Linked DNA regions of Homo sapiens: all the other regions are linked to region 3. The links are chromatin contacts, found by Hi-C in ENCODE. All regions are on one chromosome and are shown on one strand. Each heading gives the region's core, a stretch centred on a gene start or an enhancer-like site at or near the end of the contact. The rest is flanking DNA. Distances are from core to core; before and after follow the strand shown. Region 1 holds the start of MACIR (macrophage immunometabolism regulator). Region 2 overlaps ELL2 (elongation factor for RNA polymerase II 2). Region 3 has its middle 98 kb from the start of CHD1.

Region 1 (2,700 bases), core at 54-2,553, 4.2 Mb after region 3:
GAAATAATTCTCGGTGTATTCTCCTAATGTACTGATGCAAAAAAAGTTTCTTCATTTATTTATTCATATTATGTTGTGCTAGCTTCTATATTTTTGAAATTACATGCAAATCTATGTCGGGAAAAAAAGTAACTGATGTTTTGTAAAATTGTTTAGGGAACATTCCTTAAAACTTATTCTTCCCTCTACCTTCCTTTACTTATTTTAGGGCACATAAGCAGTAGCATAAAATGGCTTATAGCTGAGCGGCCTCCGGGAGTGGTTCTGTTGGACTAGAGGTGTTTATATATTTTTTGCCTTTATATTATCAGGAACATATGTAGATTCTGGAACAAGTGTGAATCAAGACTCGTTTAAACTTATATTAATCTACTCCAGATTTATGTCTTTTATGTTAAGATAAAGCATTTTGTCTTTTAAAAAATAAAACTCTCTTGATTGGACACTGGTACCGAAATTTATAACACTTATAAACAATTTTGGGGTTCACCGACTGCGTACACATTCAGCCTTAGCCACTCAGTAGGCATATGACCTAAACTTTCTGCATTTTTAAAATGTGGATCATAATTGGTTACTTCCTCACAGAATGGTTATTGAGAGATGTAAATTTGGATATGCATGCCAGTAAATATTCTTATTGCTGAGCTTAACCAGTTCGGCAGAAATGTACATGAATTGAGAGAAGCAAATCTTCATCAAAGAAAATAATTTATTACAATAATAGACAAGATCAACATTTGTGCAAATTAAAAAATAGTTAATCCAATCAGAATCTGAATTTGAACTCCCCCCCCCGCCCCACCCCGCCACCTTCACTGGGTATTACGAGTTTTCGTAGACTGATCCTATAATTTTTAATTTCATGGCCTTCTAGTTTTCTGTACTTTTGCTTAGTGCTGAGCCCTTTAAGCAGAGACTCACAAGTGACAAATATCAGCACACCACTTAACTGAGGAAGCCGGAGTGTTCCCAGGTCCGCAAGTTGGAGCTCTTTAGTTGGAGTGCTGGGTTTAGACTAGAGAGCGGGTGTTGCGACTCCTCCTCCCCACCACCAGTCAACAACCCCGCCCACCCCCGCCAACTTCTTCTGGCCTCTTAGCGCCTTTCTGCAGCCAGCCGGCCCGCCCTTCCTCCGGGTGTCTGAGAGCTGGGCGCAGGAGGCGGGCTCAGCGCTGACGGGCTGCGCCTCTGCAGCCAGAGGGAGGAGGCGGGAAGGCGGGCGGAGGAGGAGGCGGAGGAGGAGGCGGAGGAGGGGGCGGGGACTAAGCAGGGCGGTAGCTGGCGCCGAGCGCGGTGGGAGAGGAGAGGGTACCCGGCTGGCTCGGCTGGCGGCCTCTGCCTGGATCTCGGCGCCGCAGTCCTGCGCCTCTCCCGCCCCTGTCTCCCGCTCCGCAGCCCCGGGCACGGCGGAGGCAGCGGAGCCCTGGGCCATCGGTAGGTTGCACGGGGACGACGGCTCCGTCTGTAACCTTTTGTGCTGCAGAAAAGGTGGTGGTTATGGGGGGCTTGGGGGAGTGGGTTTGCCCCAGGCTCCGATCCCCAGTGCCAGCCCTAATCGCGGCGCCGCCCCTTCCTCTCCGCCTCGTGTCTGGGCCGGGCGCACGATGCCCGCGGTGCTGGGGAAACCCGGCCGGACCAGCTTCTGCGATGGGCGGCGGGGCGGCCCCAGCGTCCCTTGGCCTTGGTGGACCGGTTCCCAGGCACCCGAAGGGGACTGGGGTCTGGTAAACTGGGTGGGGCCCGCGCGGGGTGCGGGGAGCTTGCGGTTCCCTGGCACAGGGGTGGGGCCGCAGACGCCGTGAGTGTGCAGCGCGTGTGAGTGTGCGGGGGCGTGCGCCCCCGTGTGCGCGCGTCGTGCGCTCGCTGGGGAGGTGCGGGGACTCGGCGACCCGGAGCGCCTCTCCCGCGGTGCCGCGGTGCGGAAGTCGGGGCGCGTTGGCGCGCACGCTCGCTCGCTCCCTCCCTTGGCCGCTGTTCCCGCACCGCGGGGCAGCGGGCCTGGAGGCCCCTTTGAGAAGTAGCTTTCCCCGGCCGGCGGCACCTTTGGCTGCGTGCCCGGCCGCGCTCAGGGTGCGACTGCCCGGGTCAGATAGCACCTCAGGGCGAGCCCCGGCGGTCTGATCTCGCCGACCCTCCTCGTCCTGGTTGCAACCCGCGTGCGAGGCCGCCCGCGCCCTCCGAGTGTCTGCCGGTGCAGTGGGGGTGGACTGGCCGGCTGTGGCCGTGTGTGCGCGTGTGGATTGGGGCCCGGTCCGAGCCAGAAGCTTAAGCGGCAGATGTCGGGCATTGCCACCCTCGCCCCACCTGTCGCGGGTGGACTTTGGGGCAGGTGGGAAGCGGAGGAGAGGGGTTTCGAGGCGGGTGGCAGTCAGACCTCCAGCAACGCGGCCCCATTGTGAAGCTGCCAAACTCTCTCTAGTGGTGGAATCTGCAGGTCTCCGCCAGAAAGGAGATGGGAACGCGAAGGGAATGATGGCCCCGTCCTTTTCCCCTTGCTAGTGTTCCACACGCTTAGGGACTCCCTGCCTCTCCTTCCACCTCAGTTTTCAACCCAGTGGGTTACTGATTTGGGTGGAACCAAGATTTCCGTGTGTGTGTGTGTGTGTGTGTGTGTTTGTGTGTGTGTGGTGCACAGGTAAAGCTGGAGCTGGGAACTTTTTATTTGAGCAGGAAGAATGGAGGCATTTTACAGTGTGC
Region 2 (2,700 bases), core at 78-2,577, 3.1 Mb before region 3:
AGGTTAGGGAACAAAGGGACATGGAGCCCAGGCCAATCAGAGTTCTACATTGCCTTTTCTTGGTAGTTTCAGAGCAGCATCAATGCAGATGGTATGGTCTGAGCTAAGCCCAGGCCAATCAGAGTTCTACATTGCCTTTTCTTGGTAGTTTCAGAGCAGCATCAATGCAGATGGTATGGTCTGAGCTAATCTGAAGCTTTTCAAGAGCAAGATGTTTTCAGGCAAATTTTACATCCTTAAAATTTCAAAAGGGTTTGTAGACTTAGTGCATCTAATTTCTTGAAGATGTATTAATTAGACACAAAGTTAATTGTATCAATATCCAAGTATACTCTTAAGAATGAAATGGGTATATAAGGTAGCACTTATGTTTATGGCTGGTAAGGCTGTGTAACAATTTGGCCAATGGACAGGAAAGCAGGAGACTTATTGGAAAGAGCAGGTAATATATGACAATTAGGGCAGGTTGGTGAGAGGGAAGCTTTAGAACTAAACTATGGCAACTTCAGAGCAGACCAGAACCTGTGGGACTGTTGAAGGCCAGAGCTAGGGTGGGTCTGAGACCTTGTCTAATCTAGAGCCATTCAGGCAGAGTTTCAGAGGAACCTGTGGATATGCGTCAGTCCCCTCTGATATGCAGGAGCCTATTCCATTGTGTATCTACACAGTTCTTTTTTCCAAAATGGTTATAAAGCATTTTCTTAAAAACTAGCCTTCAGGTTCATGAAATACGAGGAGGAGGAAGTGAAAATGTACTGACTGCTACTGGTAGACCTAGGGTCAGCTTTGAGGACTGAGGTAACCACCACAGGAAATAAGTTTTGAGGTCTGATTTTGAAACAATATTGGAAGACCATTCCTTTGTGAGATAGAAACTTCTCCATTTTAATTTTAGTATTTTAAGCTTTTCCTACAGGTCAGTTGGGAATAATTTTTATTTAGGGACTCACAATCTTGAATTTTTAGCTAAATGCCTTAAGAATAAAATATTATTTAAAAAGTATTAAAATGCTGTGATTCCAAACAGTTTCTTGTTCAAGATGAAGAATATAAAAATATACCACCATGTCTCGGCAACTGGAAAAGCAGATTTTAATTTTCATTCCAAAAATGAGAGACTGAAAATCAAAGGCTTAGGACCACAATCCACAACCCTCCTCCCAACCTCCTGTCTGTCTTTGATAAAAAGCTACAAAGAAAAAGTTTCAGGAAACTTTCAGACATTTATAATTAGCATAAACACTGTATACCAAGATGTGTAAGTCAAAACGTCTAATTACTCTGGGATACAAGCTCAGGCATGTGGCAACAGAATACTGCCTGAAAGGTCATTTCAACATCAAGTCACGGACGTCCTATTTACATAAGGATCTAGGGCAGAAGCACAATGTGCACACTGCTGCAACTTTCTCATATGTGAATGCTAACATCTGCTGAAAAGCTGTTGGTACCTTTACTGCAGGTTTCCTGTCCTTGAGTCAAATACTTTCTACTCAATATTGGATTGAGGTATACATTAGATTAAAAATAGAACCAGCAAGGGTTTTCTTCATTTATTTAAGTGTTTTGTTCTTCTGTGGGATTACAAATCATTCAAACTTACAGAATTCTTGTTTGACAGACACCTTTTCTGATAAGGTGATTGTAAATGCTCAGTGAACCAGCAGTACCATGGTTTGACATGACAATTCCTGGTGTTAAAGTGGACTCATATAGCTGAGCGGGCCAAGATCATCTATAATTTCTTTTTTATAGATTAGGGACAATGAGGCTTAGTGATTTGTTCAAGTTAGAGTCATACTTAGATTGACAACCCCTGTACTACAAATCCGAGCCTGCTCCATGGCTGTCTGAAACACTCATTACCTTGTAATACTAACATATTATGTTTATAGTCTTTCTCCCTTCACTAGAATATAAGCTCTGCAAGGACAGAGGCTTTTGTCTGTTGTGTTCCCTGAATATATTGTCAGCACCTCAAGTGGTGCGTGGCACAAAGTAGTCACTCAATGCATATTTGTTAAATGAAAAGGTGGATTAATGCCTGAGCCAGGCCTAGAACTGAAGTGTTTGCTTTCTTTCCACCAGCATTTCTGAAGCATGCTGAAAAGTTTCCTTATGTGAAAGAGGGGTTCTTTCCTCAAATAAATTTAGGAAATGCCAAGTTAAACAAAATAACTTTCTTTGCTGTGGGTCTTTTCATACTGAATAGTTTCCCAATTTGTATGGCCTCAGAACCCACCTCCCCTCCGGCATCCCAGGAAGCCAGTCCATCTCTTAATTTTATCTAAAATCTATTATTTGACTATATATAGACTATATATTAGCTTAGATACAAACTTACTGCAAACATTTAAACATTAGAATTCTCTGTTGTTCTCAAATTATTTCTAGACTCTTGATTCTGTGACTTCCTTAAAATCTAGAAAATATACTTTAAGCTAGAGAAATATATTTGCATGTACTATTCAGGCTCCACAGTTTAGGGACAGAATAGTCTAGAATCAGAACAGAAAATAGAAACCTCAACCTGAAAGCCACATGTGCTATTTTTTAAACTAGACCTGCAGTTATGACTTTAGGCCCAAACATTATGGGTTGAGGGGAGAAAAAAAAAAAAGCCTCTCACATCAGCCCAGATGTGCAAACCAATGCTGAAGGGTGGAGGAGTAGGAAGGGGAGGGTAGCCTTCACTGGCAA
Region 3 (2,700 bases), core at 156-2,655:
TCAGGTGATCCTCTCCCCTTGGCCTCCCAAAGTGCTGGAATTATAAGTGTGAGCCACTGCACCCATCCTGCTATCTTATTTATTTATTTATTTTGAGACAGAGTCTTCCTTTGTTACCCAGGCTGCAGGGCAGTGGCGCAATCTCGGCTCTCTGAAACCTCCTCCTCCCGGGTTCAAGCGATTCTTGTGCCACAGCCTCCCAAGTAGCTGTGATTACAAGTGCCTGCCACCATACTTGACTAATTTTTGTATTTTTATTAGAGATGGGATTTCACCATCTTGGCCAGGTTGTTTTCGTACTCCTGACCTCAAGCGATCTGCCTTCTGTGGCCACCCAAAGTGTTGGGATTACAGGTGTGAGCCACAGTGCCCAGCCCCATCCTATCTTTTAAATTATAGGCAAAATACATTTAAAGTGCATATCAAATGCAGCCCTGAGAGGGACAGAATATTCCAGAAGAGCCAGAGATGGCCTAAACTAACTGAAGGAGATACTACTCAGTATACATTGCATTGGTGAAAAGAGCTGAAGAGATGGAAGAATTTGTCACTGTGTATAATAAAAGACTTATTTTAGCGTAAACTGGTAGCCATAGGCTACAGAGCTAAAACTGTTCTAACAAGTTGCATTTTGTTGACCTTTCAAAATAAAATGCCCAGAGTACCCATCTTAATTCACTGTATCATACAAATGATTCTTGATTCATATATTGCAGTGTTGGAACAGGTTACTTTTAACAAAGCCTCCCAAGTCTGTGATTTGTAGAGTGCATAATTTTCTTCTAAGGTGATTAGAGCACTTTTTAGACATTGCCTAAGATAAGTCTTTGTACCAGTTTAAAAAGTCAGCAGTACTATAATTATAGTTTTCCAGGTGTGAAATATGAAGATTAAGCTATTGGGCCTGGGTCAGTGGCCCACACCTGTAATCCCAGCACGTTGGGAGGCTGACGGGGGCAGATCACTTGAGTGCAGGAGTTTGAGACCAGCCTGGCCAACATGGTGAAAACCTGTCTCCACTAAAAATACAAAAATTAGCTGGGCATGGTGGCACATGCCTGTAGTCCCAGCTACTTGGGACTTGAGAGGCTGAGACAGGAAAATTGCTTCACCCAGGAGGTGGAGGTTGAAGTGAGCCAAGATCCTGCCACTGCACTCCAGCCTGGGTGACAGAGCGAGACTCTGTCTCAAAAAAAAAAAAAAAAAACAAAAAAAAAACAAAAATGAAACAAAAAACAAAAACAAAAAAACAGTTTAGGCTATTGAAGCCTGAGTATGGATTATTTTAGCTTCCAGATTGCAATAAGCATCGTGTAAAGATGAAGATCTCCAAATACAGAGAATGCAAGCAGTGTGCCTGACTTTGCTTAGAAAGTGCTGACAGGAGCGAGGAGTTTCACTAGCATTTCCTGTCTCAGAAACAAGTTCTCCATTTGATATTCAATGACAGTAAAACAGGGATCAGAAACTGTTACTGTTTGTTCAAAAGCAGAAGCTAGAATCATTTCAAAGAAAGACAGTGCAAAATTAAAACTGAAACTCCACTTCTACCTCTCTGTAGAAGCAGTGGAGTGTATCTCCTAGGGGCTTCTACTCCCTTGCTGCCAGTGAAATTTATTAACCACAGAAGTGTCTTTCACTTATGTCCTAAATGAAGGTAGATCTTACTGTTTTTGATACTAACCAAGTCATCTTCTGGGTACCAAAAATAGTTTTTGTGGCTTTATGAAAAGTCTGGCCTTTCCACAGCATGTGTATCCATTGACCTCACTTCTGAGAGCTTTAGACTAATTTGGTAATTAGACTAATTTGCACCATTAATTAAAATGCTCTATGAAATAACCCAAATCCCAATGCAAAGAAGAGAACAGCATGGTATACAGATGTTTGTTTTTTTAAATTTAAAAACATTTTATAATCTTCTTGCATTCCAGAATCAGATTTTAAAAAATTAACCATCCCTAAAAAAACTCACAAAAACCACTTTTATCAGGAGGTTCTATTCATTCTTCATGACTGTGGTGGACCATCCATTATTTTAATACACTATCAAATTTCAAAGTTGGTGACAAAACAAGAAATAAAAATGGAGGGAATTCTTATGGCTTCATGGGTATTTAGTTAGGGAGTGTAATGTGGGGAAGCTGTCACACAGGAGGCAAAAAACTGCAAAGAGACTAAATATGTAAGGTATTTTTATAGCTTCCTCAGCCATTTTCTTTACCTAAAATGCCCTTTTCTTATTTCTTTTTTTAGACAGAGTCTCACTCTGTCACCCAGGCTAGAGTGCAGTGGCACGATCTTGGCTCATTGCAACCTCTGCCACCGGGGTTCAAGATTCTTGTGCCTCAGTCTTCCGAGTAGCTGGGACCACAGGTGCACGCCACCATGCATGACTAATTTTTTTGTATTGTTAGTAGCGATAGGATTTTGCCATGTTGACCAGGCTAGTCTCGAACTCCTGACCTCAGGTGATCTGCCTGCTTCAACCTCCCAAAGTGCTGGGATTACAGGCATGAGCCACTGCACCTGGTCCTCCTTTTCTTATTTCTAAGTGATATTCTCATTCATCAAGGCTCAATTCAAAAATTACTTCCTGTCAGAAATTCTTCTGTCTCTATCCTCAAACCTCACATTTGCTGCTTTCTTACTTTTGTTTCTGTAGTCATTTCTTAACAGATCATATGATTGATTTTTAGT

Evidence for each region. A loop is a pair of places that touch in the nucleus more often than their neighbours do. Pooled maps may share reads with other maps.
Region 1: a map with no recorded cell type shows a loop between it and region 3 (9-fold over the local background). The contact joins the promoter of MACIR here to the enhancer-like site in region 3. A Hi-C loop is called at or near these places in 3 of 37 single-sample maps with no recorded cell type and 7 of 50 pooled maps.
Region 2: a map with no recorded cell type shows a loop between it and region 3 (36-fold over the local background). The contact joins two enhancer-like sites. A Hi-C loop is called at or near these places in 11 of 37 single-sample maps with no recorded cell type and 5 of 50 pooled maps.

The regions. Positions count from the first base shown.
Region 1 is chr5:103,257,460-103,260,159 of GRCh38, forward strand. It overlaps MACIR (macrophage immunometabolism regulator), which reads left to right and starts at 1,304. Exons shown (of 3, transcript NM_033211.4): 1 at 1,304-1,437. RefSeq lists silencers at 965-1,474, 1,685-2,064.
Region 2 is chr5:95,923,569-95,926,268 of GRCh38, forward strand. The region is part of intron 2 of ELL2 (elongation factor for RNA polymerase II 2); the gene reads right to left. Among named protein-coding and RNA genes, the nearest start is that of ELL2, 37 kb to the right of the region's middle. RefSeq lists enhancers at 536-675, 1,157-1,451. Within about 2 kb of position 1,328, at least 6 of the 41 ENCODE cell types and tissues checked have a DNase peak (open chromatin) inside an H3K27ac peak, as active enhancers do.
Region 3 is chr5:99,026,011-99,028,710 of GRCh38, forward strand. No RefSeq gene overlaps it. Among named protein-coding and RNA genes, the nearest start is that of CHD1, 98 kb to the left of the region's middle. Within about 2 kb of position 1,406, at least 5 of the 41 ENCODE cell types and tissues checked have a DNase peak (open chromatin) inside an H3K27ac peak, as active enhancers do.